2 separate regions of the Homo sapiens genome follow, and region 1 is linked to region 2. Evidence: read pairs that join two places in POLR2A ChIA-PET (ENCODE). Cell type or tissue: GM12878. All regions are shown on one strand. Links, peaks and the distances in the headings refer to the core of each region. The heading gives the core; the rest is flanking DNA. Region 1 overlaps TVP23A (trans-golgi network vesicle protein 23 homolog A). Region 2 overlaps CIITA (class II major histocompatibility complex transactivator).

What was found. Peaks named below come from ENCODE experiments on the same cell type or tissue, not always from the same donor. Only the 100,000 strongest peaks of a DNase experiment are listed, where the experiment ranks them.
Region 1: POLR2A ChIA-PET joins it to region 2 with 10 read pairs; 3 of 35 experiments call an interaction of 5 or more read pairs at or near these places.

The regions. Positions count from the first base shown.
Region 1 is chr16:10,787,088-10,803,669 of GRCh38, forward strand. All of the region lies in intron 2 of TVP23A (trans-golgi network vesicle protein 23 homolog A), which reads right to left. Among named protein-coding and RNA genes, the nearest start is that of TVP23A, 23 kb to the right of the region's middle. RefSeq lists enhancers at 2,715-3,253, 7,868-7,967. In GM12878, for the core only: no CTCF peak of the experiment used is centred there; no DNase peak of the experiment used is centred there; H3K27ac peaks cover 396 bases.
Region 2 is chr16:10,925,863-10,941,042 of GRCh38, forward strand. It overlaps CIITA (class II major histocompatibility complex transactivator), which reads left to right. Exons shown (of 20, transcript NM_000246.4): 20 at 1-10,532. It overlaps DEXI (Dexi homolog), which reads right to left. Exons shown (of 2, transcript NM_014015.4): 2 at 3,029-3,697. Among named protein-coding and RNA genes, the nearest start is that of DEXI, 9.0 kb to the right of the region's middle. RefSeq lists an enhancer at 4,761-4,810. In GM12878, for the core only: a CTCF peak has its summit at 11,440; no DNase peak of the experiment used is centred there; H3K4me3 peaks cover 3,276 bases; H3K27ac peaks cover 3,184 bases.

The DNA.
Region 1 (16,582 bases), core at 4,871-12,870, 140 kb before region 2:
GCCCAACCCTCCCTGCACCTGGCCAGCGTGGTGCAGGGAAAGCCAGAGGGTCCAGCCCCACGCTCCTGCTCCATGCTTGCTGGGTATGCAGTCCTGGACAAAGTACTAAACCCTTTTTGATATAGGAGTTAAGAAGAAATTATTTAGGCAGATAGTGAGGATATGAGAGTCCTCTGTAAGGTTTTCCTTTTAATGAAAAGCAGCCCCAAAATTATTTTCTTTCCCAATAAAGAGCAGCCTGTAAAATCCAGCTGCAGACAAGCAAGCTGGAAGCTTGCACAGGTGAAGGCCAACAGCTGTGCCAATAGGAAAAGGCTACCTGGGACTAGGTATGTTCAAAATGGCGGCTCCATCTTCCCTTCTCCTTTCCAGTCACGTGTACAGTAAGGGGCAGGCAACATGGGGCAGGCAACATGGCACCAGCCAAGTGGAAAGCTCATTTGCATAATAAGATTAGGGTTGGGGGGGCAGCCTTCCGTGAGCGCTATGTGAATGTCACCCCGGTCCAACCAATCTGTGGGCTCTATGTAAATCAGACACTGCCTCCTTAAGCCTGTCTATAAAATCTGGTGCAGTCTGCAGTGGGCTGGTTTTTTTCCCTTTCAGAAGCCCCTCTCTCTCACAGGAGAGAGAGCTGTTCTCCTCTCTCTTTCTTTTGCCTATTAAACCTCCCCTCCTAAATTCACTCCTCATATGTGTCAGTGTCCGTGATCTTCTTGGCATGAGATGACAAACCCAGGGTATTTACCCCAGACAACAATGCCGCTTCACTTTGAGCCTCACATTATCCATCCATAAAATGAGACAGTAACATTTGCGTCAGATGCCGGAGGCTTTCAACTAATAGAGTCAAACTCTGTAAAATATTTAAAGAGATTAATCCTGAGCCAAATATGAGAACCGTGACCCATGACACAGCCCCATGGGGTCCTGAGAACATGTGCCCAAGGTTGTCGGGCTACAACCTGGCTTCATACATTTTAGGGAGACAAAGGCATCAATCAATACATGCAAGATGTACACTGGTTTGGTCTGGAAAGGCAAAACAACTCAAACAGGGAGGGCGCTTCTGGGTCATAGGTAAATTCAAAGATTTTCTGATTGGCAATTGGTTGAGTTATTATCTAAAGACCTGGAATCAAGAGAAAGGAGTGTCTGGGTTAAGATGAGGGGTTGTGAGCAAGGTTTTTTTTTTGTTTTTTTTTGAGATGGAGTCTTGCTCTGTCGCCCAGGTTGGAGTGCAGTGGTGCGATCTCAGCTCACTACAACCTCCATCTCCCGGATTCAAGCGATTCTCCTGCCTCAGCCTCCTGAGCAGCTGGGACTACAGGCGCCCGCCACCACACCCGGCTAATTGTTTGTATTTTTAGTAGAGACAGGGTTTCATCATGTTGGTCAGGCTGGTCTCTGTTGGGGACCAGCCTCAACACCACCCGTAAGGTACCCGAAGTCCGGTGGTGACAAAGGAATGAGAAGAGACAGGTTAAGAGTTCATAAAGGTGGGAGCCAGGGGGCCAGAGCAAATCAGAGGCTGCAAAGGGCTCAGAGTTCTGGTCTCCACACTATTTATTGAGTACAGTCACTTAGATCTGAGAAGCAGATGTTCAGGGGTGAAACGGGGAAAGGGAGACAGTATGTCATACTGTAGTAGTAGCGGTTTAAATGAATCTCCTTTGTGCTCAAACAGCGTATTTTTAACTTAACAGAGAGTAGCTAGTAGGAGTGGGCTTAACAAGGAGCCTGCATGTCTCTCCACATTCCAGTGCTTCAAAGGAGTGTCCTTCTCCTTGAACACAGTGTTTGCAGATAAGAGAGCAGGTCTCACTCTGAGCATGGGAACATGATGGCAATTAGGAGGCTTTCCTCCTCAGCGGCCTCTTGTGGCTTTCCACAACTTATTGTCCCATATTTTTATGGCCAGTTTATGCAGGCACCCCACAAGCCTTTTTCCCAACAGATCTCGAACTCCTGACCTTGTGATCCACCTGCCTCGGCCTCCCAAAGTGCTGGGATTACAGGCATGAGCCACCGTGCCCGGACAAGAGCAAGGTTTTTATATCACAGATGATGCCCTCCTGGTAGCCAGCTTCAGAGAGAACAGATGGCAAATGTTTTTTACCAGCCTTAAAAAGGCACCACTCTTAGTGAATTCTCTCCTGGATCAGAGGAAGCACCTGGAAAGGGAAGGGGGTTCTCAACAGAGTGCAGAATTCCCCCCCAAGAGACAGTTCTGTAGGCTCTTTCAAAATACGACAAAAAAATGTGTTGATGAAAAGAGTCAAACTCTCTAAAACATTTGATGAGATTTATTCTGAGCCAAATATGAGTGACCGTAGCCCATGACATAGCCTTCAGGAGATCCTGAGAACATGTGCCCAAGGTGGTTGGGGTACAGCCTGGTTTTATATATTTTTGGGAGATATGAGACATCAATCAAATACATTCAAGATATACATTGGGGCTGGGTGTGGTGATTCACACCTGTAATCCCAGCACTTTGGGAGGCTGAGGCTGGTGGATCACCTGAGGTCAGGAGTTCAAGACCAGTCTGGTCAACACGTGAAACCCCATCTCTACTAAAAAAAAAAAAAAAAAAAAAAAGCCAGGCGTGGTGGCAGGTGCCTGTAATCCCAGCTACTTGGGAGGCTGAGGCAAAAGGCTTGAACCCAAGAGGTAGAGGTTGCAGTGAACTAAGATTGTGCCACTGCACTCCAGCCTGGATGACAGAGTGAGACTCTGTCTCAAAAAAAAAAAAAAAAGGTACAATGTTACATTTGTTTGTTTCAGAAAGGCGGGACAACTCAAAGAGGGGCAGGAGGAGGGGGCTGGTTGGTAGGGACCTTCTAGGCTATAGATAAATTTTAAAATTTTCTGGTTGACAATTGGTTGAGTCTAAAGACCTGGGATCAATAGAAAGGGAATGTTCAGGTGAAGATAAAAGATTGTGGAGACCAAGGTTCTTTTGAAGTCTTATAATGGCAGCCCTTAGAGACAATAGAAGACAAATGCTTCCTATTCAGACCTTTAAAAGGTGCTAGGTTCTCAGTTAATCTCTTCAGCATTGGGAGGGCCTGGAAGAAAAAATCTAGCTATGTTAATAGAGATTCTTTACAGATGTAAATTTTCCCCCACAAAGAATGGCTTTGCAGGACCATTTCAAAATATGACAAAGAAACATGTCTTGGGGTAAAATTTTTTTTTTTTTTTTTTTTTTTGAGACGGAGTCTCGCACTGTCGCCCAGGCTGGAGTGCAGTGGCGTGATCTCGGCTCACTACAACCTCCGCCTTCCAGGTTGATGCCATTCTCCTGCCTCAGCCTCCCGAGTAGCTGGGACTACAGGCGCCCGCCACCATGCCTGGCTAATATTTTGCATTTTTTAGTAGAGACAGGGTTTCACCGTGTTAGCCAGGATGGTCTTGATCTCCTCACCTTGTGATCCGCCCGCCTCGGGCTCCCAAAGTGCTGGGATTACAGGTGTGAGCCACTGCGCCCGACCATCTTGGGGTAAAATATTTTGATTTTCTTCTTTGTCATGTAATGTTACACCAGAATCAGATTGGAAAGTAAGTCACGATATATAGGGTTAAATAAAACCTATCTGATGAAAATTTATGGTTTGTAGGGGTCCTATCCAGGCCCCTTAGATAGGAATTTGGGCAAGATAGGAAAAAAATTAGAGTTTAGTCCTCAAATGTAGTTTGCGGTAAAATACTTCAATTTCTTTCAGGGCCTGCTATCTGTGCTGTTGGGATGTCATTGCTAAAAACAATCTGTTTGTCCAGTATTAAGGTCCCTGTGTTAATGTTAATGCTGGTCAGCTGTGCCTGGATTCCAATGGGAGGAGGGTAGAACGAGGCATGTCTGACCCCCACCTCTTCCCATCATGGCCTGAACTAGTTCTTTAGGTTAACTTTGGAATGCCCTTGGCCGATAGGAGGGGTCCATTCAGTTGGTTGGGGGGCTTAGACTTTTATTTTTGGTTTACAGGCTTCTGGGAGATAAAAAACTACCATGCCAGATCAGAGAGAGCCCTCCAGCAGCTGTGGTTCCTATCACTCTACTTATTGCTTGACTCATTAATAGTCAACATTTTTGAGAACGGAAGAAAGAGGAAAAAACCATGACCAGTAACGCTCTTTTTGGACATCCTTTGTCAGACGAATGTTTTTCCCCATTGTTAAAAATAAGTAGGGTGTTGCTATTTCTTTCTTTGGCCCCGACACCCACTTACACTCAGGTGGCTTCTCTGCTACTGATGTAGGAGTTCAGAAGAAACTACTTAGGCAAATAGGGTATGGGAGTACCAACTAAGGTTTTCCTTTTAATGAAAATCAGCCCCCAAATTATTTTCTTTTCTAACAAAGAGCAGCCTGTAAAATCCAGCTGCAGACATAGACAAGCAAGCTGGAAGCTTCCAGGGTGAATGCCAGCAGCTGTGCCAATAGGAAAAGGCCAAGTTGTGCCAATAGGAAAAGGCTACCTCGGACCAGGCATGTCCAACATGGAGGCTCCATCTTCCCTTCTCTCTTATTTTTTTGAGACAGAGTCTTGCTCTGTTGCCCAGGCTGGAGTGCAGTGGCACAATCTTGGCTCACTGCAACCTCCGCCTCCTGGGTTCAAGCGATTCTCCTGCCTCAGCCTCCTGAGTAGCTGGGACTACAGGCGCGTGCCACCATGCCCGGCTAATTTTTTTTTAATTTGTATTTTTAGTAGAGACAGGGTTTCACTGTGTTAGCCAAGATGGTCTCAGTCTCCTGACCTCATGATCCGCCCGCCTCGGCCTCCCAAAGTGCTGGGATTACAGGTGTGAGCATCTTCCCTTCTCTTTGCCAGCCATGTGTACAGTAAGAAGCAAACAACATGGCATGGGCCAAGTCGAAAGCCCATTTGTGTAATAAGATTAGGGTGGGGTGGCCAGCCTTCCCTGAGTGCTACATAAACGTCACACCTGATCCAACCAATCTGTGTGCCCTATGTAAATCAGACACCACCTCCTCAAACCTGCCTATAAAATCTGCTGTGGTCCACCTCCGGCTGGATTTTTCCCTTCGGAAGCCCTTCTCTCTCACTAGGAAGAAAGCTGTTCCCCTTTCTCTTTCTTTTGCCTATTAAACCTCTGCTTCTAAACTCATTCCTTATGTGTGTCCATGTCCTTAATCTTCTTGGCACGAGACAATGAACCCCAGGTATTTACCACAGACAACACTGCTTCACTAGCAGTGGCATGCCACCATGAAGATGCTGGGTTCAAGGAACCCCCAGGTGCCAGGGGAGGCAGCTAAGATGATGTTTGCCCAGGAAGAAGTACATTCTCAGCCACTTCTCCATCCACTAGTTCCACCATACCTCCTGGGAGTTACGAAATGCAGGACCCACAACCCCACCCCCAGGCCTCCTGAGCTAGAATCTGCACTTTAACGAGTCTCCCGAGTGATTCTTCTGTGTGGGACAATTGAAGTGCTCTCTTCTCTTCCATTTGCAAGATGAACTCAGTTTCAGCAACAAAGCAGAAAGGACTTAAGAAACCCAAGCCTAAAAAAGCAAAGGTCCCTATAAACCCTTCAGGAACGCCGTGGGGCCTGCACTAACCCAGGGGATGAACCATCTGGGCTGATCTGATTTTTCTTTTCCAGAGTGACCTAGATGCAATGTTAGCTCCATCATCCTTCTGAAACGGGCTTCTTAATTCAAAAGACAGCACATCCTCTTACTGCCCCAACATCTGAGCCGGGAGGTCAGGGTTTGGGACTGTTGGGATATCTGAGCAGAGGCTGATTGCCAAGTGCTCAGTTTCCATTCAAAGGTCAGCACAATAGAGGTTTATGTGTAGAAGTGAATAAAAGAACAAACTTCCCTCTGGTTGCCACAGTTTTTTCCTCTTGTTTCTGTTCTTTATTTCTTTTTAAAGAGACATACCCAGCAGGGCATGGTGGCTCCTGCCTGTAATCCCAGCACTCTGGGAGGCCGAGGTGGGTGGATCACTTGAGGCTGGGAGTTAAAGACCAACCTGGGCAACATAGCGAAACCCTGTCTCTACTCAAAATACAAAAATTAGCCAGGCATCGTGGCACGCACCTGTAATCCTATCTACTCGGGAAGCTGAGGCAGGAGAATCGCTTGGAGGTTATAGTGAGCCAAGATCGCACCACTGCACTCCAGCCTGGGCGACACAGCAAGACTCTGTCTCAAAAACATAAAAATAAAAAAATAAAGAGACATATCGACTCTAGAGTCTGGGTATGCTCAGCATCAAAATGAAAGTGTGAGCCCCAGGGACAAGTTGGGGGGGTGCCTCTGGATGCTGGGCCCAGGCTGGGCCCTGTGTGTGGCTTCTAACCCTTCACCCTCCACCTCTGGGCACTGCTTGGCTTGTAGTGGCATCATTCTAATCTCTGCCACATTTTCAGGTACTTGTTATAGCAACACTCCACTTCTCTGGTACCAATTTCTAACTTGGCCCATTTCGTGCTGCTGTAACAGAATATCATCAACCAAGTAATTTACAAACAACAGAAATATTTATTTGGCTAGGTACGGTGGCTCACGTCTGTAATCCCAGCATTTGGGAGGCCAAGGTGGGAGGATCACTTGAGCTCAGGAGTTTGAGACCAGCTTGGGAAACATAGGGAGACCCTGTCTCTACAAAATAAAAAAAATAAACCTAGCTGGGCATGGTGGCATACACCTATGGTCCAACCTATGTGGGAGGCTGAAGTGCGAGGACTGATTGGGCCCAGGAGATTGTGGCTTCAGTGAGCTGTGATCACACCACTGCATTCCAGCCTGGGTGACAGAGTGAGACCCTGTCTCACCAAAAAAAAAAAAAAAAAAAAAAAAAAAAAAAAGTATTTTTCACAGTTCTGGAGGCTGGCAAGTCCAAGATCAAGGTGCCAGCACACTCGGTATCTGGTGAGGGTCCGGTCTCTGCTCCCAAGGTGATGCATTGAATGCTGCACCCCCAGGAGGGGAGGAACACTGTCTTCACATGTCAGAAGGGCAGAAGAGCCCTGAGACAGGACTCACTCCCACCAGCCCCTTTATAAAGGTATGAAACCCACTCATGAGGCACAGCCCTCACGGCCGAATCATCACTTAAAGGTCCCAGCTCTTAACAGTGTTAGAATAGCAATCAAATCTCAACATGCATTTTACAGGGGACAAATATTCAAACCATAACAGTGGCAATTCTTGGCATTGCTTGTCTTGTAGCCACATCATTCCAATCTCTGCCTCTCCCTGTGTCTCTATCCTCACATGTTCTTATAAAGACCCCAGTCATACTGGATTAGGGGCCTGCCCTACTCCAGTATGACCTCATGTTAACTAATTACACCTGCAAAGACCCTAGTTCCAAGTAAGGTTCAGTATTTGAGGGAGTTAGGATGTCAACATATCCTTTTGGGAAAACCCAGCTCAACCTATAACATCTGCCTTAGGTCCAATGAGCCAGAGAAAATAAGTGAGGTAGGAAGAGGACATTGTGCTATTTTACAGATGAGGACACTGGTGCTCAGAGAGGTGACATGAGCTTCCCCGAGTGGGAGTAAAGAATCAGTTATGTATGCAGGTGGTGCACAGGGTGAGGGCGCTTGGCTGAGATGGGGGTTGGGGGCAAGTGCTGAAATCTGCCCATGCTCTACTCCCCAGCTAGGTACCTGGTAGGGGTCTGTGTCTGTCTGAGAGGGGGCCACCTGTCCTAGTTTTCAGGGTAACATCCTCTGGGCTAGCAGCTGCTCTGAGTGGCAGAATCAACAGGAGGTCCTAGGTCCCCACTCACTCTCAGCCCAGGGTTTCCAGGCTGCCCCTGGAACCCTCAGATTAGCAGGCTTAACCACAGAGAGCTAGTAACACAGGCGACCCGAGGCAGTGGCCTCTGAACTCCAATCTCCACTCAGAGGAGCCTGGGATCCCTGGAGAAATGGCAGATTCCAGGTAGAGATGGAGAAATGCACACAATGGGGCAGGGACATTGGAACACCCCAGAGAGCAATGAAGCTGCCAGACGCCATGAGAGTCAGGTTAAGGAAGTTGCTTGAGCCCAGGAGTTTCAGACCAACCTGGGCAACATGGTGAAAGCTAACTGAAAGAGGCTCCCACTGGCCAACAGTGGGACAATTTGAGTAGCAATAACAATATGTCTGCATCCATGAGTTTATATGATGCTTTTTTTTTTTTTTTTAAAGACAGAGTCTCGCTCTGTTGCCCAGACTGGAGTGCAGTGGCATGATCTTGGCTAACTGCAACCTCCACCTCCCGGGTTCAAGTGATTCTCCTGCCTCAGCCTCCCGAGTAGCTGGGATTACAGGCGTGCACTACCACGCCTGGCTAATTTTTGCATTTTTGGAAGAAATAGGGTTTCACCATGTTGGCCAGGCTAGTCTCGAACTCCTGACCTCAGGTGATCTGCCTGCCTTGGCCTCCTCAAGTGCTGGGATTACAGGTGTGAGCCACTGTGCCCGGCCTATCTGACACTTAAGAAAAACCCTCATTGCTCACCTCATGGAAGACGCAGGGGACCGAACTCATTACTTTGAAAACTGAGCAGCGAAGGACAAGTTTCAAGCATGCATTATGCCTTTTCTCTACAAAGTGTACCGTGCAAGGACCACACATTCGATGAGGGGAGTTTCTCCTTCTGGATCCCTTCAGCTCACAAATGAAATGATAGAGTCAGAATGCCACCGCCCTGTCACAATCCCTGAAGAATTCAAGGATGGAGGACTGAGCACCAACGGTTCCTGAGAGACCGCCAGGCGCTGGGAGCCTCCTGATGGAAGAACATACCCCCTCCTTTGAAGACCACATGCTGAAAACACTCGGATCTGGATAACATCAGGACTGTAGCTCTCACTACTCATTTACAAGAAATACAGAGAACCAAGGAAAATATTAAAGGATGCAACAGGATGCAACCAGCAAGCCTCACAGAACAACAACTCGCCTGCAAAGCAAAAAAAATAAAAAAATTTAAAAGATGGGCTGGGCACGGTGGCTCATGCCTGTAATCTCAGCACTTAGGGAGGCTGAGGCAAGAGGATCGCTTGAGCCCAGGAGTTTGAGACCAACCTGGGCAACATGGTGAAACCTCATCTCTCCAAAAATAATAATATAAAAAGTAGCCAGGCGTGATGGTGTGTGCCACTTGGGAGGCTGAGGTGAGAGCCTCACTAGAGCCCAGGAGTTCAAGGCTGCAGTGAGATGTGATCATGCCACTTGCACTCCAGCCTGGGCAACAGAGCAAGACCCTGTCTCAAAAAAAAGAACAATTTAAAAGATAAGAAAGAGAGAGCGAGAGAGAGGAGAGGGTGAGAAGCCTATGTAGTAAAAGGGATTTTATTTTATTTTATTTTATTTTATTTTTTGAGATGGAGTCTGGCACTGTTGCCCAGGCTGGAGTGCAGTGGCACGGTCTCAGCTCAAGGCAAGCTCTGCCTCCCGGGTTCACACCATTCTCCTGCCTCAGCCTCCCAAGTAGCTGGGACTACAGGCGCCCACGACCATGCCCAGCTAATATTTTTTTTTTGTATTTTTAGTAGAGACAGGGTTTCACCGTGTTGGCCAGGATGGTCTTGATCTCCTGACCTTGTGATCAGCCCGCCTCAGACTCCCAAAGTGCTGGGATTACAGGCGTGAGCCACCGCGCCCGGCCCATAAAAGGGATTTTATATAGCAACCAACTGTAATATTGTGATGTGTGGATGTTATTTCAGTTACGACTCAAATGAATAAGCTGTAAAAAATAAAGTTATGAGACAATCAAGGATAGGGACGCTGGCTAAATATTTCATTCCATTTGAGTATTGTGAATTATTTTAAAGTTTAGAAAACTGGAATCTGGGCACGGTGGCTCATGAACCTTGGGAGGCTGAGGCAGGAAGGTGACTTGAGCCCAAGAATTCGAGAACAGCCTGGGCAACATAGTGAGAGCTCATCTCTACAAAAAATCAAACAATTAGCCAGGCGTGGTGGCATGACCTGTGGTCTCAGCTACTCAGGAGGCTAAAGTGGGAGGCTCACTTGAGCAGGGGAGGTCGAGGCTATAATGAGCCCTGATCATGCCACTGTACTCCAGACTGGGTGACAGAACAAGACCCTGTAGAAAAAAAAAAAAGATTGAAAGTTCAGAAAATTCTATTGTAGTTTTATTTTTAAAAATGAATCTTGGCCAGGCGCAGTGGTTCATGGCCTTTGGGAGCCACTTTGGGAGGCCGAGACGGGCGGATCACCTGAGGTCGGTAGTTCGAGACCAGCCTTACCAACATGGAGAAACCTCATCTCTAATAAAAATGAAAACATAAAAAAAAAAATAAAAGAATAGCCAGGCATGGTGGCACATGCCTGTAATCCCAGCTACTCGGGAGGCTGAGACAGGAGAATCGCTTGAACCTGGGAGGCAGAGGTTGTGGTGAGCTGAGATCACGCCATTGCACTCCAGCCTAGGTAACAAGGAAGAAACTTCATCTCAAAAAAAAAAAAATGATTCTTATCAAAAATTAGCCAGGCGTGGTAGTGCGCACCTATAATCTCAACTACTTGGGAGACTGAGGATTGAACCTGGGTGGTGGAGGTTGCAGTGAGCTAAGATCATGCCACTGAACTCCAACCTTGATGACAAAGTGAGATACTGTCTCTAAAAAAAAAATCATTTTTGTCTCTTAGGGATATCAAAATATGTATATTTGAATTGATGTGATCTCTGTGGTTTGCTTCAAAATGATCGGGGGAAGGTGAAAAGCTGGGATAGAAATGCGAAATGATTGGTCATGAATTGGGCATCATTGAATGAGGGTGATAGGGACATGGGATTCACTGTATTATTCTATTTTGTATGTTTGGAATTCTCTATAGTAAATATTTTTTCTTTTTCTTTTTTTTTTTTTTTTTTGAGATGGAGTCTTGCTCTGTCTCCCAGGCTGGAGTGCAGTGGCGCCATCTCGGCTCACTGCAAGCTCCGCCTCCCGGGTTCAAGCAATTCCCCTGCCTCAGCCTCCCGAGTAGCTGGGACTACAGGCACCTGCCACCACGCCCAGCTAATTTTTTGTATTTTTTTTTTAGTAGAGACGGGTTTCACCATGTTAGCCAGGATGGTCTCGATCTCCTGACCTTGTTATCTGCCCGCCTTGGCCTCCCATAGTACTGGGATTACAGGTGTGCGCCCGCGCCCGGCCTTTTTTTTCTTTTTTTAAGTAATCAGGGAAGCAGACTACTTCCTTTCAAATTACAGTTCTGCCATTTACTTGTGTGACCTTGAGCAAGTAAGTCAACATTTCTGGGCCTATTTCCTCACCTGCAAAATGGAGATAATCACATCTACCTAACATCAAGGCCTGGAGCACAGTGGACACGGTAGATACCCATGCGTTTGTTCCTTCTTTGGGATGGGACCTGTGGTAGCCAGCCTCTGAGATGGCCACCGGTGATCCTGACTGCCTGGTGGTCATACCCTCGTGTAGTCACGTCTCACAATGAAGCAGGGGTCCTGGTCATCAGAGTGGCCAATAAAATATATCAGAAGTGATTGTATGTCACTTTTGAGATTAGGTTATCAACGACATGGCAGCTTATGTTTTGTTTTTGTTTTTGTTTTTGTTTTTGAGATGGAGTCTCACTCTGTCGCCAGGCTGGAGTGCAATGGTGCGATCTTGGCTCACTGCAACCTCCACCTCCCGGGTTCAAGTGATTCTCCTGCCTCAGCCTCTCAAGTAGCTGAGATTACAGGCACACACCACCACACCCAGCTAATTTTTGTATTTTTAGAAGAGATGGGGTTTCACCATGTTGGCCAGGATGGTCTCGATCTCCTGACCTCATGATCTGCCTGCCTTGGCCTTCCAAAGTTCTGGGATTACAGGTGTGAGCCACCAAGCCCAGGTGACTCTGTTTCTGTCTTGATCACTCTCTCCCTCATTCTCCCTAGGGCAAGCCAGCTGCCATGTTGGGAGCAGCCCTATGTTGAGAGGCCCACATGGCAAGGAACTGAGGCCTCCAGCCAACAGCCATGGGAGGACGCCATCTTGGACACAGCTCCTCCTGCCCCAGTCAAGCCTTCTGATGACTGCAGCTCTGAGCAACCTCTGACTACAACCTCTGGAGACCCTGAGCCAGAACCACCCAGCCGAGCTGCTCCAATTCCTGAACTTCAGGTATAAGATAATAAATGTTTGTTATCTGTAGCTGCTAAGTTGGGGGAAATCTGTCATGCATCAAAAGCTCCCTGCTACAGGCTCTAATGTTGAAGAAGTTCTTTTTGTTTTTGTTTGCTTGAGACAGAGTCTCACTCTGTTGCCCAGGCTGGAGTATAGTGGTGGGATCTTGGCTCACTGCAACCTCCGACTCCCAGGTTCAAATGATTCTACTGCCTCAGCCTCCCGAGTAGCTCGGATTACAGGTGCCTACTACCACGCCTGACTAATTTTTGTAGTTTTAGTGGAGACAGGGTTTGGCCATGTTGGTCAGGCTGGTCTCAGACTCCTGACCTCAGGTGATCCTCTCATCTCTGCCTCCCAAAACGCTGGAATTATAGGCGTGAGCCTACATGCCCGGCCTGTTGAAGAATTTTAACTCTGCATAAGGTATGTTGTTGTGTTAGGTGGTTTCAAGGGGCAGGAAAGACAAGGAGAGTGAGGTTCCTCTTAGAAGCAGATGGTGAAATGAGGGGTCCCAGGCTTACTTGAGGAGAGTTGGGGGTGAGTGGATGAGACCATGAGGACAGCTGTACTCACATTCACCTTTTCAAAACAGGGGACTCGGAGTTATTAACTGATGGACAGAAAAGAGCAGAGAGGCCCGAGACTGACTTTCCAGAAGTCTGGAGCAGAAACCAGCCAGCCAGATGGCATGAAAAGAGGGAGTGGCTCACAGAGATTGCAGAAGTTATGGAGCCTTTATTCTTGTTTTTGTTTTCACCCTGAGTGGGGTTCTTTTTTTTTTTTTTTTTTTTTTTCGCACTGGCAGTAAAAAGTAGTATTCCCCCAGTTATATGCTTTTCATTTTCTTTTCTTTAATTGAAAACAATTTTTTTTTTTAGAAACAGGGTCTTGCTATATTGTCCAGGGTAGTCTCAAACTCCTGGGCCAAGCCTGCCTTGGCCTCCCAAAGTGTTGGGATTATAGGTGTCAGCCACTGTGCCTGGCCTTGTGCTTTTTCTTCTGAAGAGCTTCTAGATTCTGCTAGAAACTGGACAAGATCTGAAGGCAGCAAATACTCACTTGTGTCTGCTACCTGGCTCTTGGGAACTTCAGTTTCCTCATCTGCAAAATGGAGAAAGAATCTTGTCTTCCCTTGCATTTTTATTTTTGACCATTTTAATATTTCTGGAACCAGGGTGTGTCTACTAATGGTTGCAAATATTTAATATGGTGTTTATGTCCCACCTCTACTTCTTAAAAGCTATAACCAAACCAATGTACCCTAAAATGTATGGCATTCTAGAAACTATGGACATCAGTGGTAAACCCTAACTCAGTGGTTATTTAATGGGAGAATTGAGTGGTCATATTAACTCCTTCAGCAAATACTGAATCACTACTGCAACCTGGCCTGTGGGAGGCTCTTTAGTTTATTTATTCTTTTTGAACAGCCTATAACTTTTTAAAAAGCATTTTTGGCCAGGCAAAAATCACAGGTGGCTCACACCTGTAATCCCAGCACTTTGGGAGGCTGAGGTGGTTGGATCGCTTGAGCTCAGGAGTTCAAGACCAGCCTGGGCAACATGGCGAAACCCCATCTCTACTAAAAATAATTTTTTAAAAACTTAGCCAGGCATGGTGGTGCACACCTGTGGTCTCAGCTATTTGGGAGGCTGAGGTGGGAGGATCACTTGAGCCTGGAAGGCAGAGGATACAGTGAGCCAAGATTGTGCCACTGTACTGCAGCCTGGGCAACAGAGCAAGACCCTGTCTCAAAAAATATACTTTGTTAAAAAAACAGTATTCCTGCTTTTTGTCAACAAAAGGATGTCCCAGATCCAGTCTGACTGGTTTCTGCCTCAAGACTTAGAATCAGCTCCTTTCTAAGGAGTCCTGGGTTCTTTGAGTGGCAAAGAGAATGAAAGACCAAAATCTGGGGCCTGGGATTGTAGGTAAGAGGTAGTGGATGACGAAAGAAAAAAAAAATGCGATTTCTAGGCCATCTTTAGTAGTGGCACAGCTCAAAAAAAGAAAATGTCCCTTTATCCTAACATCATTTCTGCAGTATCTCTGCCAAGAAGCATAACCTGGATATAATCAGGAGAAGCATCAGACAGACCCAAATTAAAGTGTATTCCTCAAAATTGCTGCCCTTTTACTCTCCAAAAATGTCCATGTCATGAGAAATAAAGAAAGGCTCGGAATAGTTCCAGAATAACTAAATGCAATGGAGATCCTGGATTGAGTCTTCTTTTTTTTTTCCTGAGTCTCGCTCTGTCACCCAGGCTGGAGTGCAGTGGCGCGATCTCAGCTCACTGCAACCTTCACCTCCTGGGTTCAAGCGATTCTCATCCCTCAGCCTCCTGAGTAGCTGGGATTAGAAGCACATGCTACCATGCCTGGATAATTTTTGTATTTTAGTAGAGATGGGGTTTCACTATGTTTCCCAGACCGGTCTCAAACTCCTGAGCTCAGGCGATCCTCCCGTCTCAGCCTCCCAAAAGATTACAGGCATGAGCCACCGCCCAGCCTCTGGATTGAATCTCGAACTGAGAGAAAAAATTACTCTAAAGGACAATGGAATATGAACTACAGATTAGATAGTCTCTTAGTTTCCATAATCGCACTCTGCTTACATAAGAGAATGTCCTTTTCTTACAGTACACATTGATGGCTGGACACAGTGGCTTAAGCCTGTAATCCCAGCACTCCGAAAGGCCAAGGCAGGAGGATTGCTTGAGCCTAGGAGCCCTGGCGCAATATAGCAAGATCTTGTTTCTACAAAAAATAAAAAATAAATTTAAAAAGTGCACATTGAAGTATTTAGGGGCAAGTGGGCATGATGTGTTACTTACTCTCTAACAGTTTAGAGAACAAATACACATACACACACACACACACACACATACACACACACACAACTAGGAAGACTCAGAAGCCAACTGGAAGAGGCTCCTACTGGTCAACAATGGGACAATTTGAGTAACAACAAGAGTATGTCTGCATCCATGAGTTTATATGATACGTGTGTGTGTGTGTGTGTGTGTGTGTGTGTGTGTGTGTGTGTGTATATGTGTGTGTGTGTCAGAGTCTCATTCTGTCACCCAGGCTGGAATGCAGTGGTGTGATCTCGGCTCACTGCAACCTCTGCCTCCTGGGTTCAAGTGATCCTCCTGCCTCAGCCTCCAGGGTAGCTGGGATTACAAGCATGTGCCATCATGCCAGGCTAATTTTTGTATTTTTAGTAGAGACGGGGTTTTGCCATGTTGGCCAGGCTGGTCTCCAACTCCTGAGCTCAAGCGATCCTCTCGCCTCAACCTCCCAAATTGCTGGGGTTACAGGTGTGAGCCAGTGCACTCGTCCAATTAGTGAATCTTGGTAAAATGTACCCATCAGTTCTTCGTACTATTCTTGCTACCTTCCCGTAAGTCTGATATTATTTCAAAGTAAAAAGTTTTTTTTAAGTTATTTTAAGGACACTAACTCAAAATATCATTTTCCAATTCAACGTATCTTGCTGCTGTATTTTACATATTTATTTTATTTGCAGTTTCATTAACCACTAAAAAATCCCCACCACTCTGTAAATAGTAAGTTTTGTCATTGCTGTGTGTATTTTAGGTTCCATGTTTATTTGGTGCTCCACATAATCACGAATGCTAAATTTGAGATGTCATTTAAATTGCGCAAGGATACAGAATTAAGTTTATGGTCAACACATAAACGTTTTTAATTGATTTTCAACACTGCTTAAGAAACATTGAGTTTAATAAATTGAGCTGAGAGGCTGGACGCAGTGGCTCATGCCTGTAATCCCAGCACTTTGGGAGGCTGAGGTGGATGGATCACCTGAGGTCAGGAGTTCAAGACCAGCCTGGCCAATGTAGCAAAATCCCGTCTCTACTAAAAATACAAAAATTAGCTGGGCGTGGTGGCGGGTGCCTGTAATGCCAGCTACTCAGGAGGCTGAGGCAGGAGAATCACTTGAACCCAGGAGGCGGAGGTTGCAGTGAGCCGAGATCGCGCCACTGTGTGTGTGTGTGTGTGTGTGTGTGTGTGTGTGTGTGTGTCAGAGTCTGGGCGACAGAGCAAGACTCCGTCTCAAAACAACAACAACAAAAACACATAAATTGAGCTTAGAGCAACAACAACACATGTGTGGAGAACCTCCCATCTACCAGGTGGAGGGCCAGGTCAGAGGGCAGTGAACAGGCTGGACAAAGTTCTGCCCTCCCAGATGTTACTCATCTCTAGCAGGGAGGGAAAGGAGCTCAGGAGTGGTTTCGACCCAGTGTGCACAGTGTCATTAATGGGTAAACAGAGTCACAATCAAAATATTCAACAACTGATATGGGATGACCACTGTCTAATGAGAATGGCCAACGGTGCAGGGTCCCATCAGCTGGTCCTGGTGTTCGGGGTTCTGACCCTTTAGTTGTGGGAGCTTGTCCCA
Region 2 (15,180 bases), core at 6,623-14,622:
AATGTTTGCCTCTGCCTCTGACACACAGCTCTGTCCTGGGAGTGAGCTGGTTTTTAGCGGAGACGGAGTCCCACCTTGGCTGCAGGGAGTCCGAAAGGGACTTGGAAGCTCCGCTTTCTACCCAGCGAGCTGCCGGCACGACTGTTGCTTTTCACTCGGGCATAGTCTGCTCAGAAGCCCCAATTCAAGACATCTTAGCTTACTCCTGGTGGCAGTGGGAGCTGCCTGTTCAGCTCCAGCTCACCAGCCCCAGTGCCCACAGGATCAGTCTGATTCCCAAGCTCTGCTCCTCTCCCCAGCAAGTGAGAGCTGGGTGTCAAGAGGGTCTGAGGAATCCAGACCCGGCTGCGTGGTTGATGATCTTTGCAGACAGGCAAGCACCTCCTGCCTCGAACTGGCTGCAAAGGGTATCAGGTGCTGCCATCCAGGTTCAGCTTGTAAATAGCTCAGGTGTCACCCTGCAAGGGATCCCTGCACTTGCAGACTCTACAGAGGCCATGGGCCTCCTGTGTGTGCGCCTACAGGAGTGAGCACTAAGGTGTGCTCTGATCATCCACTGTGCCATGTGCCAGGTTTTTGGTCTGACCCACTGCTTTTGGTCTGTGTGATGATGAAATGAGGTCAGAGCCTGCAGTTATTAACACTAACGATTTGTTAATGATAGCTACTGTTTATTATTTTATTTAATTTTTTTGAGACAGAGTTTTCACTCTTATTGCCCACGCTGGAGTGCAGTGGCATGATCTCGGCTCACTGCAACCTCTGCCTCCTGGGTTCAAGCAATTCTCCCACCTCAGCCTCCCAAGTAGCTGGGATTACAGGCATGCACCACCACGCCTGGCTAATTTTTGTATTTTTAGTAGAGATGGAGTTTCACCATGTTGGCCAGGCTGGTAATCTGCCTGCCTTGGCCTCCCAAAGTGCTGGGATTACAGGGGTGAGCCACCGCACCCGGCCACTACTGTTTATTTAATGAGCAGATACATGCAAAGCCCTTATCACAGTGCAAGGGAAATTCAAAGCGCTCAGAAAGTATTAGCTCAATAAGTGATGACTGTGTGCCAGACACTGTGCTAAACTCCTACTCAAGAGGGATAAGAGTCTAGGGGCAAGTGGCAGAGACTCTAGAACGAGATTGCCTGGGCTCAACGCCCACCTCACCACTTACTTATGCAAGCTAGTTCTCTGTGCCTCAGTCTCCTCATTTGTAAAATGGGCATAACCACAGCACCTTCTTTATAGGATTATGTGAAGGTGTGGTGAGCTAATACGTTAAGAATTGGAGCTCAATAACATGTTGGCTGTCATTATTACATATATCTGTGTTTCATTCTTGCCTCTGGCTGGAATGTTCTTCCCAGCTCTCCATATGGCTGATTTCTCATCCTTCGGGACTTGCCCCATTCTCCAACCCCATCACTAGTTTTATCTTTTTCACTTATTTATGCAGTCTGCTCTTGTCCTAGGACATGAGCTCCAGGAGGGCGGGAAACATCTCGCTTTGTACACTGCTGTGCCCTCTGTACCCAGCAAGGCGCCTGTGTATAATAGGTGCTCAATAACATAAAATGAACAAATAATCCTCACCTAACGGTTTCATTCATTCTGCAAATACATACTGACAGCACAGTCATGAATAAGATGTTCCTGCCCTGGTGAGTCTTATATTTTAGCAAATTAAAAAAACTCTTTGGACAGGGCTGCCAGGTGAGGTTGGCCAGTCTGTACACTGCACAAAGGCACCTGGGACAAGGGGGAACATGGGGGCTGCAAACCAGTCTGGGTTCTGCTTGCCAAACTGGGAGTCCTGGTGTGGAGCCTTTTAACCCAGAGGGGCATCTTTTCGTAGTTAACGCACAGTCATCGTAAGATGTGGATAAATTACTGTCTCCGTGTCACAGATCTAAGTGATACTTATAGTCACACTCCTATAAAGGAATGGACTTCTGACTTCTTTGGAGGACCTCTCTGCAGGGACAGGCACAGTGTGCCGGAAGTGCCCCTGAACCCCATTTGTCAGGTGGTAAAGCGCTGCTCGGAGGAATCAGGGCATGATAGTGCAATTCCATGTCCAGTGGATTGTAAGTCCACGCACCTTCCAAATGGTCACTCTTCCTCGCAGGCCTCTCTCTGCATACAAATGTCTCCCTCCTGACGCTCACCTTTTTCCCTGGGGCTCTCAAATGTCTTCTTTTCAGATTTCGTAGCTTTTCTTTCTTTAGCATCACTTGAGGGCAAGTGGTGCTCCAACTGTCTCCCCCCAGAGTTCTGCCGCCTGTACTCTCCCACACCTCAGTCTCCTCGCCTGTAGAAAGGGGTCAATCGTTTGAACCCTGCTTCACTTGGTGTGTATGTGAAGGTGCTTTGAAATCAAGTGCTCTGCAAACTGGAGAGAATTACTGCTTGTATTCCGTGAAACTACAAGCTCCCAATTCCACTCATTTAATCCCTCTCTTGCTCTGTTGCCCAGGCTGGAATGCAGTGGCATGATCTCAACTCACTGCAACCTCTGCCTCCCTGGTTTCAAGCAATTCTCCTGCCTCAGCCTCCCGAGTAGCTGGGACTATAAGTGTGCGCCACTATGCCTGGCTAATTTTTTTGTATTTTTAGTAGAGATGGGGTTTCACCGTGGTGGCCAGGCTGGTCTCGAACTCCTAACCTCAAGTGATCTGCCCGCCTCGGCCTTCCAAAGTGCTGGGATTACAGGCATGAGCCACCATGCCAAGCCCTTCCCCCCTATCTTTAATGAAGGTCTACCATGTGCCTGACACAGGGGATACCCACCCCCACTTCTATGGGATTCAGGCCTGGTTTCCAGCTTGGCCTTCAGGCTTTTCCCACCACACCCCAAATGCTGTCCCTGGCTTGTGGAGTGGGGCAGGGGGCCAGCCTGGGACTTTCACGCCAGCCCGACTGGGGCAGACTCTCTCAACCCCACTGGATCTTCTGCTGTTTGTCAGCCACAAGGTTCTGCCTAGAACTCCTTTCCCGAATCTCAAAGTTAAAAAAAAAGGCAGGGCCCCAGGGGTTGGAGTTGCATACATTTTTTTTTAATCCAAAGAAGTAAGCCTCCTAAGTATTGCTTAGACAGGTTTATCAGAATTAAGTAGGCACAACACTCATACTTTCAGAAAAGCATTTCCAGCCAGGGGAGTAACGTGGCACTCACCAGCATGATGTCTGTTTTGCCAACTTGCTGAAGAACGAGTAACCTGAAATGAAGGAGCGAGAATCCCACCCTCAGCCCCCCAACAGCTTCCTCAGCTTCTTTTTCTTCTGAGTCACCCCTGAAACAGTCGCTGCATCTAAGACCAGCCTCGGGCTAAACCCAGCTGGCCTGAAGGCTCAACTCACATCAAACGGAGCTGGGAGTCGCTTTTGCGTGTGTCCGCAGTTTGAAGTGTCCTCTCCGAAGGTGAAGTGGGGGAAGCAGGTGCGCTCCGGGATGAAGTGCAGGGAGGCAAACTCTGGCTGGGTTCCTGTAAACATCCATCGCAGCTGCAAATAATCAGAAGCCAAGGCCAGGCCATCGATTTGACACTGCAGGCAGATGAGGTCTTGGGATGCCTCTTGCGTTCCCCCTTCTGTGGGAGCAGGTGCCTTCCCAACCTCAGCACTCAGTCCCAATCTCTCTTCCACTCTCCTGGGTTCAAACAGGAACCTCTCTGTTGGCACGAAGCTTTTGAGGGGAGCAGGTCTAACAAGAAGGAAAAAGGGGGGTTATTAGCACGGAAGCCCCACCCTGCCACCAGGTTGGCTGGGGACAGGGACCAATCCACCAGGCTCGGGAGGCTTGGGGTGGGGCAGGGAAGTCTTCCTCCATCCCTCAAATTTAGGGAACCACTGGGAGCCCCAGACTCAGGCTGAAAATGTCTTTCTGCAAATATAAAACTCTTTTTAATGAATTTGCCTAATTTCTCAGAGACCCTGGGCTGGAGAACCAGTGCAATGTCACACGGGAGAGGAAGGACTGTCCTGTTTATTGGGAGGGAGGAGGGGGATGCTGGTGCAGCCTGCTCAGGAGTCACCCAGGGTCTGAGGGCTGACTTGCAGCTCTGGGCCAGCTGAGCCAGCGCTGGGTAGTGGGCAGGGCTTGGCAACACCTTCCACCTTGCCCGGAAAAATGCTTTGCAACCTACAGGAAGGCAATAGCCACAGCCAAGTTACTCAGCAGCCCCACTTGGCTCTTTCTCCCAGGATGCAGCATCATCTCCATGGCCTGGCCCCCTGGCACGTCCCCGTTTCCCACTGCCTTCTCTGTGTGCCTAGCCGGGTGCCAGTGTCTCTGTAGCACCTCGTGTTCCCATGCCCAACCCCTCTGCAGCCCCCTCAAGCCCTGCTCTGATTCCAAGCCTCATCTCCCAGCTCACTATCCTTTCCGCAAACTTCACTGAACATCTCGCAGAACTTGTATGTTAAACATGTGACATGTATTGTTGTTTGACAGGGTGCTATTGACATTTGGGGTAGGACAATTCTTGGAGGTGGGGTGGCTGTTCTGGGCACTGAGCATTTAGCAGCATCTCTGGCTCCAGGCCACTAAATGCCAGTAGCACCCCTGGCCACTGGAACAACTAAAAATGCCCTCCTACCCTATTTCCAAGGTCGACCTAAGGGGGCGGAACTGTTTCCATTGAGACCCATGCATCGTATAGGATAAGAAACTGAGGTTCTTATCATTTAATAGGATAAGAAATTGAGGTTCAGAGAAGCCAAGTAACCTGCCTAAAGATGCACAGCTATGAGAGGCAAAGCTGGCACTGGCTTGGTAATAACGATGGAAACGGTCTGAATGAGAGCAGGTACCATTTCCTGAGCTCTTAGCAGACGCTGAGGACCCTGCTAAGTGCCATGAGACCTTAGCAGAGGCTGTGGGTGCCCCGCCCCATTCCCTCCACTCACTCTTCCTTGCAGGTCGACCTGCCCTTCTTTGCTGAGGCCTTTCTCTGCCTCCAGAGCCTGCTTGGTCCTCAGGCTGTAAGTGCAGGCAGAGCTAATGTCTCTCCATAGCTGCCCTCCACCAGCCTGCTCCTGAGACACCTGCTGGCCAGCAGCCTGAAGCAGAATCCTTTACTCAGATTCAGCCGCACAGATGCTCACTGCAGAGATCTCCAAGGCCTGTGGTCATCCTTGAGCCCATCTCAGATTTGTGTGGATAGGGTGTTAGAGAACATGGAATCAGCTGGATAGAGTGGTTCATGCTTGTAATCCCAGCACTTTGGGAGGCTGGGGTGGGAGGATCACTTGAGGCCAGGAGTTTGAGACCAGCCTGGGCAACACAGTGAGACTGTCTCTATAAAAAATTTAAAAATTAGCCAGGCATAGTGTAGTCTCAGCTACTTGGAAGGCTGAGGCAGGAGGATTGCGTGAGCCCAGCAGTTCAAGGCTGCAGTGAACTATGACTGTGCCCCTGCACCCAGCCTGGGTGACAGAGACCCTGTCTCAAAAAAAAGAGAAGATGGAATCACTCGGTGAGGACCTCACTCCTCTCCCAGTCCTGTGACCACAAACCGCATCCCCGACAGTCCCAGCCAGGCGCTAGTCTGGCTGTAGCTGCCCTCTTGTGTGCAGATCTCCAGTCTGAATGGGCTACACGTGGAATTTACTAACACTCCGGTTTTCATTGTGTTTATCTGTAGGGTTACCTTCTATTTATAGCAAGTGATGCCAAGTTTCCATTTCTGGTAGTAATATAGTTTTTCTTTTCCAAGTCGCTCACACCTGTAATCCCAACACTTTGGGAGGCTAAGGTGGGTGGATCAGTTGAGATCAGGAGTTTGAGACCAGCCTGGCCAACATGGCGAAATGAGGTCAAGACTAGCCTGGCCAACATGGCGAAACCGCGTCTCTACTAAAAACAAACAAACAAAAATACAAAATTCGCTGGGCATGGTGGCAGGTGCCTGAGGTCCCAGCTACTCGGGAGGCTGAGGCAGAAGAATCGCTTGAGCTAGGGAGGCAGAGGTTGCAGTGAGCCGAGATCACGCCACTGCACTATAGCCTAGGTGACAGAGTGAGACTCTGTCTCAAAAAAACACAAAAGTTTCTCTTTTCAAAACATTTTACTTTAAAAGGAGCCAATTTAAAGAAAACTGTTAATAGTTCAGGTAACAGGCAGATACAGGAAAAGCTGCTGACAGTGTTGTATGAGGTTTGAGGATTTTGATCCAAGCTGGTCCCACTCAGTCCATAGCAGAGAATGAAAGGGCCCAGAGAGGGTGGTGACCTCTGCCTGAAGTCACACAGTGAGTCGAGGACAGGGAGGTGACCCCAGGTTTCTATGTGTAGGGCGGGAGGATGTTCTGGGACACAGTTCAATTCTCATTTGTCACACACTTTGGCTATTAGAGATCAACCCCTTCGCTCCTGTGTCTTGCAATGGCAGCCTTGGCAAACGCTAAATGAAAATCGTGACAACACTTGTGTTATGAAGCATTTACTTTGTGTTCACCTTGTACTACTCGAACTCATGTCTTAACTCACTTATCCCTCAAAAACAACTCTAGGAGGTAGGGCCAAGTAGGACCATCATCCCTGCATTTCACATGGAGCTCAGAGAGGTTAAGCAAGCCGTGCAAGGCCACACAGCTCATAAATGGCAGAGCCAGGATTTGAACCCCCGTGGCCTGACCCCAAAGCCGAAACCACTCGGCACTGCAGGTTCGTCCCTTTTCTCTGAGATGGGGGTATCCAATCTTTTGGCTTCCCTGGGCCACAGTGGAAGAACTGTCTGGGGCCACATATAAAATATACTAATGATAGCTCATGAGCTAAAAAATAAAACAAAATCACACACACACACACAAAAAAACACAAACCAAAAAAAAAATTCTTTTTTTTTTTTTTTTTTTGAGACAGGGTCTTGCTTTGTCACCCAGGCTGGAGGGCAGTGGCATGATCTTGGCTCACTGCAGTTCCAGGTTCAAGCAATTCTCATGCCTCAGCCTCCTGAGTAGCTGGGACTACAGGCGCATGTCACCATGCCTGGCTAATTGATGTATTTTTTAGTAGAGATGGGGTTTCACCATGTTGGCCAGGCTAAAATCTCATAACGTTTTAAGAAAGTTTATGAATCTGTGTTGGGCCACAGTCAAAGCCGTCCTGAGCTGTATGCAGCCTACAGGCCGCACCACGGATTGAACAAGTTTCTTCTAAGGCATCAAGAGCCCCAGGCTGAAAAGCACCCCAGAGCTGGAGCTTATAGAACCCAGGGCAGCAGGTTCTCCAACCTTCTGACATCATCAGAGCACAGCAGACAAGTTATCAGCCACTAGATTTTTTTCCCCCTTTCTGAAACTGTAACCTTTCATTCCAGCCATTCCCCAGAGCTGGACAGAGGACGTGGCTGGCTGGCTGGTTTCTGTAGTCAGAATGACAGTTGGGTGCTAGATCCCCTTCGTGAAGCAATGTCTTAGCTCAGTAACTCTGCAGAGAAGCTGCCTGGTTCAGGATGTGGCTTAAGTAAGAAGATGGCCCTGGCGTTTTACGCGCACTGGTGGGTGAGGCTCTGAAAGTGGTAGAAGGGAATTCTTTCCTAGAGTTCAGCTGCCCGCTGTCCTGCTCCTCAGGGCAAATGCTGTGAGATCTGCATTTAGCCTGTCTGTGCTGATTGTGGTTCTGCCCCTTCCTGGCTGTGTGACCTCAGACAAGTCACCCACCCTCTCTGGGCCAGTTTCCTCATCTGGAAAAGGGGACAGTGCCCACCACATTGGGCTGTTTGTGTCCATGGAGTGCCTGACAATACCCAGCACACACGAGACATCAGTACAGGGTGGTTCCTTCCCTCCTTAGCCCCACCTGTTCCCAGGTAGAAACCAATACCGGCAGGGAACCTTCTCAAGGCTAGGGGCCTTCTGAAAGCAGCAGCACTTTTCCTCCTTCAAAGACCTTGCCTTCTAGAAACCCATTGCTCATTCCTTTCTCCATGTACCAAAAAATCAATTAAAGTGGCTAAAGACAGACGTCACCCTCCCCTACTCACGCAGCCATTCTGATCCTCCACGCTGGTGACAGGCTATGTGGCAGGAGGGTCTCTACCTTATCTCAGAATGAAGGCATGGCTGGGGTCTGGCTGTCTCCTGGTGGCCGGAAGGAGACAGACGGCAAAGGAGAAGCTGCCTGTCTCTGCACAGGTCCATGTCCCTGAGGAAAGCCAACGTCACAGAGAAATGATGACCACTTTCTCAAACCTGGCTTCGGATTTGCACGTTGGCTGCCAAAGCTGATCAGCAGCGGGCTTTGTGAAGATGCCTGGTCTACCACGTGCCTCCAGCTGGTCACGCCCAAGACTCCCTGAGCCCTCTGGAAGGGCAGCACTTGCCCAGTGCCTCCCTCCAGGTCCTGCCACATCCAAGAACCACCTGGACTATTATTTACTTAGTATTTTAAACCAATGTACTTTTTAAACTCCAATTTTTTAATAAGATCATTTATGTCACCATATAACACCCAAAGCAGTAGAATTTGTCATACACAGAAGGCAATGCTAAAAATACAATGAAAATGGAACCAGGAAGTCTAGCTTGATACCCTTGGCCTGTATAACTGAGCCTTGTGCCAGTTAAAAGGGCAAAGCAGTAGGTGCTCAGGGGGTGTCGGGGCCCTGAGAGCTGATCTGATCCGCTGCTGCGTATTCACTACCGCCCTGGGACGCCTCCAGCAGACCACCTCACTGGGGGAAACATCAGGACAGCGTGGCCAGGAGCCCAATGCTGCCACCTCATAGATGGGTATCTGAGATGAGTCATCGAACTTCTGCAAGCCTCAGTTTCCTCCCTGGTCTAATGGAACCCTCCTTGGCGGCTTCACAGGGTGATGCTTGGGGCAGGTGATGGAGATGTGGGAGAGGCAGTTATTTTTAACCACCCAGCCAAGCCCCTTGCCAGGAGGGACTCCCAGAAATGAAGCCTTACCCTTGAGGGAGTTCCCCGCCACTCCAAGCTTGGGGCCTGGGATGGCAGCTGTGAGGGCACCAGCACCATCTGGGGACTCGCTGGGTACCAATTATCACCGCCCTTGGGCTACTTCAAAGGCTGCCCACACAGACACACCCTCCTTGGTAACCAGTCCTCAGGAGGAAGGGCACCCAAGGAAAGGGGGAAGGCTTCCTGGGCTAGAGCCCCTTCAGGGTCTGACACGCCATTGACACTGACCACGTCATTCATTAAGCAAGCACCAACTATACATCATTCACTATCCCAATCTAATTTGCACAAGCCCTTAGGCAGGTGCTACTATTATCCCTGTTTTACAGAGAAGGAAACCGAGGCTTAGGAGATGAAGTCTGAGGTGTTGGTGGAGCTGGGATTTAAACCAAAATATGTCCAACTGCAAAGCATGTAAGTAACAATTTTAGAGGGTATACGGAGGTGACCCTAAGTAACAAGGAATCACATATAGTGAGCAAGCAATTTGCTTTTCAGTTTTTGGTCAATCCTTATGATTATTTAGAGGAGAAAGTTCAGTTTGGTGCTGGTATATCTTATGTTTATCACCCGACAGTTGTTAATCTCTTTTTAACAAAGAATACAGGCCAAGGCCCTGTGACTTTAGCTGGCTTTGGTATTTGGCCAAAAGTTAATGACTTTGGCAGTTAGTGTTTTTATCCATGCCAAGCGATGATGATTTTCTCTTTAGTGACAGACATTTTTTAAAAAATAAATTCACATAAAAAAGTAGTTTTACAGATGAAGCACTAAAACTAGTGCATTTCATCTTAAACTGCAAATTATAAAGGGAATAATAGTAACTTGACAGTGGAGAGACCTGGCAGACACCACCTTCACCAACTGATCAAAGTTAACATCGCCAGAAAGGGGACAGATGGCATGTGCCTCTCGATAAGATGCACTGAAGACACACACTCACTTCTGCAATATTCCTGCCAAGAATGCCTCATCTGAATCTAATCTCGAGTATAACCATCAGACAAACCCAAATTGAGAGACAGTTTACAAAACACCAGCCTTGTACTCTGCTTAATATGTCAATGTCACAAGAGAGAAAGACAGACTGAAGAGCTGATCCAGACTGAAGAAGGCTCGAGATTAATGCAAAAGCTGATCTGGGATTGCATCTTGGACCTCAACTCTCCCCTTTTTATTGTTAAGGGACACTACTGGGACAATTTTTTTTTTTTTTCGTTTTGAGACAGGGTCTCGCTCAGTCACCCAGGCTGGAGTGCAGTGGTGGAATAATAACTCACTGCAGCCTTGAACTCCCGGACTCAAGCAATCCTCCTGCCTGAGCCTTCCGAGTAACTGGGACTATGGGCGTGTACCACAACACCTCGCTATTTTTTTTTTCCTACTTTTTGTAGAGACGGGGTCTCACTATGTTGCCCAGGCTGGTTTCAAACTCAAGTGATCCTTCCACCTCAGCCTCTATAAAATTTGAATAAAGTTGTAGATGAGATTGGTCATAGGATTGTATAGTGTATCAATATTAGATTTGCTGATTTTGACAACCCTACTGTGGTTATGCAAATTTGTCCTTGTTCTAAGGAAATAAATACTGAATTATTTAGGAGTAAAGGTGCATAATGAACCCATTTTCAAATGCTTATGAAAATTACACATATACACATGTGTGCATATACACAGGCATGCATATACAAACAGAGGGAAGAGCATGCACGTGTACATGAGCAAAGTGCTAACTGGTGCAACTGGTGAGTTTGGGCGGGCATTGTTTGTGCTCTTGCAACTTTTCTGTAAGTGTGAAATTACTTCATAACAGAGGTTTTTGTTTGTTTGTTTGTTTTTAATTCAGGAAAAAGTTGGAAGAGTGCGTATGAAATAGGCCTGGCAGAAACTATGAGCTGGTGTTCCAAGGTCGGGGATGGGGAGCCCTCACTGGAGGCACCCCTCAAACCCTCAGTGCTGTGGCCAGGGAACCGGGCTGGCAGTCTTAGTTGGCTTTGTTCCCTCGGCCTCCACTTCCCCATTCTGTGCCTCCATTTATTTGTGAGACAGGGATAAAGAGGTCTGCCACTTTTATTGTGATCTTAGGTTTCCCAAAAGCCGAGTATGCTTTCAGAAGTTCTGGGAGGAAAGCTAGCAGATAAACCAGAAATATGAATATCCAAATTGAGAGAAGCCCTCACTTTCTTAGTTCGGCAAAACAGACACATGAGCTGTAAGTGGGGCAGACCCTGCCTGTTTCTTGGCTGAAATCTCCAGTTTGTATAATTCAGGGCTAAGAGAGCAGGACTCTTGACATCTCACTGTCTTGAGACACATACTGGGGTTTTCTCCTGTCTGAAGACGCAGCTGGCACCAATGTACCCTATGGCCAAGGACCTTCTGGGTGAGCCTCATGTCAGGAGCAGAGCTGGAGAGGTGGCCAGGCCTGGGGGTATACTTGCCTCCCTGTGTCACCATTGTCTGTCTCTTGCTTAGATGACAGCCACAGCTTCCTGGCCTGGTTTCCTGCATCCGCCCTGACCCCTGGCTGTGGGATCTCCCATAACTCAAATCTGACTGTGTCCCTGTGGAAGGTTTGGGTTTCTGACCTGGGCAGCTCTATGTCCGGCACAGGGGTTCTGCTGATAGCACAGGCCACAGATTGGCAAGGAGGGACCAGGTTAGGAAGGAGCAGCTGTGGTTCCTAGTTGGGAGATAACTGAAGCCTAGGAAATCCTGGAATAAGATAGACCAATGCATCGATAACCCTCAGCTCCAAATCTGAGCTGCACCAGGACAAGCTGACTCTGGTGGCAACGTTCTCCAGTCTCTGCATTTTCAGCTCGCTGTGTGCCAAGAGAGGGCTGGCAGGTACCAGCAGCTTTCACTTTCATTAGGAACCGGGACGAATAATCCAACTGAGCTGCCTCTGCACCAGAACTGCTGGGACGTGAAGACTCTCCCTGGCTCCCAGGCCAGCCACTGCAGCCCTTTCTCCTGGGAAGGAGGGAGCTCCCGATTCCCCATTCCCTGCTCCTGGGCAACAATTAACACTCTAGGAAAACCACAGAGCCGGCTATCCAGGGTTCTGGTGCCCTGGGGACCACAGGGCAGCAAGAAAGTTCTCCTAAGGGTCCTGGGGCTGGGAAGGCAGAGTGGGAAGTCTCCCCCAGCTAGGCTAGACCTGGACCTCCCTGGCACTCAGGCAGCCTGTCCTCTTCTGCTCACAGGATATAAATATTCATGCATGAGTATAGGTGCAGGTTTGTACATTTGCAAGGGCATGGGTATAACACGCTTTCCATTGTATCCGACTATGAATATGAGTGGTTAATATTAATACATCTCTTACTATATACAAGGAGATCTAAGTGCTTTATGTATATCTCACCTAATCCTCACAACAAGGGAGATTTTCATTATTTCCATCTTCTAGAAGAGGAAACCAAAGTACAGGGAGGTTAAGCAGCATGCCCAAGGTCACAGCTACCCTGGGATGTGAACCCAGGGCCCTGGCTCTTAACCATGACCCTAATACTGCCTCCTCAAGTAGGTGCTCAGCAAATGTTTGAGGAACTGAATTATGTGGGTCCACACATAAGAGAAAAAAAAAAAAAAGAGGGAGCAAAAGTAGGTGCACCTGTTCATCTTGAGATTCATCCTGGGCCCCACTGTGTGACATGCTCCACGCCCTTAGTCACTGTTTCCTGGATTGGCGTGTGGGGAACACATGTGACCACATGAGAATGGCTGAGAAAGAGCAGGACTGACTACCGGCGTTCCCCTGCTTATGGAAAGGGGCCTGGAGATGAGGCTCGGTCAGATCATCTTGAGGTCTTTCCTGGCGGCTTCCCTGCTGCTAGCTACCCCTCTCATACCCTGGGGTTCTGAGCTTCCTCGGCACTTGGGGGCAAGGCCTCCTTGGCTTGGATTTGAGGGTGGGGAGGAGGGAAGGCTGTGCATGGCTTCCACCACTTCTCCAGGCCTCCCCACTTCCCAGGGTCAGGCCCTGACACCCCGAGAGCTTTGCAAGGGTGTCCCTGAGAGATATTTCCTGGTGTTTCTGCTTAAACAGCGTTTGCTGCAAAATATGTCGAAGCATTTGGGATTCAGTTTTTAGTTCAGAATATGCCAATGTTTTCATTTGGAAGGGGAAGTGTTTCTGTTGATGTGGTAAAGAGATAAAATAAGACGTTCCTCACCAAGTTACACTGCTTCAAAGTCAAATGCTTGGCTTGGAGACAGGGATTTATCTTGGGATCGCAGGCCCTTAGCACACGGCCTGGCAGAAGAGCAGGCAGGGTCAAAGTCTGTTGAATGAGTGAGTGCATATGCAAAGGGCCTAGACACAGGAGTGCGATACAATCAATGCTCAGTACAGATTTTGAATGGATTCCATAGGTTCTACTTTTGAGAGTTGTTCTCAGTCTGTTCATGTTTCTCTATCTTCACTAAACTCCCCTCATCCAAGCCTCTGTCACCTCTGGCCTGGACAACTAACAGCATCTGAGGTGGTGGCCCTGCTTCCCCTCTTACCCCTCAGCTCATTCTGTCCACAATTGCCAGAGTCATTTTTGCAAAATGGGAATGGGATTGTGTCATCTCCTGCCTAGAACCTTCCAATGGCTTTCCACTGCTCTTGGCTATGGCCTTCCAGGTCCTCCATGGTATGGCTCCCACCCACCTCACTGACCTTTCCTGGGGCTGTTCTCCAGCCACATGGGCCTCCTTTTGGTTGCGGAAAAACCAACTCTCTCTCACCTGAAGGTCTTGGCACCACTGATTCCCTCAGCCTGGACTGCTTTTCTCCAGATCCTTCTATCAAATTAAGGCTCAGCTCAAAAGCATCATCTCCTTAGAGAGGCTTTCTCTGACCCCTCAGCTAAAGCAGCCCACCATCTCTATCCTACCGTTTCACTTCTGTTTCACTCCATGTCTACACCTACAGAGACCGTCTACTAGAGGCCAGGCACAGTTTTAAGTGTTGAGGACATGGCAGTGAACACAACAGGGAAGCTCATGTCCTTCTTGCCTGCCTTCATAGTTCCGAAAAAATCTGATTCTCTTGTTTGGGTTCCTACTAGTCTTCCTCACCAAGTGCCAAAGGGCCAAGGCTTGGTCTGTCTTGTTCACTGTGTTCAATCACCAGGCACTGTACTGAACCAACAAGCATTCATTCTGTAAAAGAACGGACGGATGGATGGCAGGCAGGCAGGCAGGCTGGGGAGGTGTGCAGAGCACCTGGCACACACTCCCCCTGGCACTTGGTTCTCGCTAAGATGTTACTGAGCTCAACTGAAGCTTTTTCTTCAAAGAAATCTCACTGTGAACCCATTAGGAGAGCCCTCTGCCGCCAGCTATGCTGTCAGTAGGTCCTACCCCACCCTGTACCACCATCTGCAACAGACTCAATGTTTGTGTCTCCTCAAACTTCATATGTTGAAACTCTGATCCCAAATGATGGTATTGCGGGGTGCGGCCTTAGGGAGGTGATTAGGTCACGAAGGCAGAGCCTTCATGGGTGGGATTAATGCCCTTATAAGAACAGTAAGAGATAAATGTTTAAGTCCCCCAGCCTATGGTGTTCTGTTATAGCAGACTGAACTAAGACACCCTCTGCCTGTGGTTGTCTTGGCAAAGCCAGGTAATGCAGGAGAGGGGTGGACTCAGCCTGCTTGCGGTGAATGGCATTAGTGTCCATTTTCCTAAAGGAGCCCTTGCCCACCATATCTCAGCATCCCCTCTTCATTGCCACTTAGACCCTGTGCCCAGTGACACTCCAGTACTGTCCAGTCTCAGGGGCTGAGCCAAGGCGTTCCTGCCTGCCCTGTGACCCTCACCAGACCTGGCAGCTGCCTGACAGCTTGTCTGGCTCACGTGTTCTCTCTAATTGAGTCTAGCTGCCTCTCTTCCTTGTGACTATGACCAAGTCTTACTCCTTCCTGGACCTTCATTTCCCTACCTCTCACATACACAGTGGGCTGGATGCTGGATGCAAAGCTCCCTCGTCACAGCCCCAAAGACAGGACTTGACCATCTCAGTGCAATGACCCTGTGGTGCCTTCTCCCGAGGACCTAAGAGCCCCCTGAGCGCTTGCAAACACTGCAGACAAAGCGAGCCCTGGCACCAGCTCCCTGCCTGCCTGTTCTGTGAAGGGAGCCTACAAAACTGGCAGCCCCTGCAGTTCTGAGCTGCAGAACTGATGAGCTGGGGCACCCTGAAACCTGACTCCAAAATAGCAGCAAACCCAAGGCCAAAAGGAAGTACGGGCTTCTT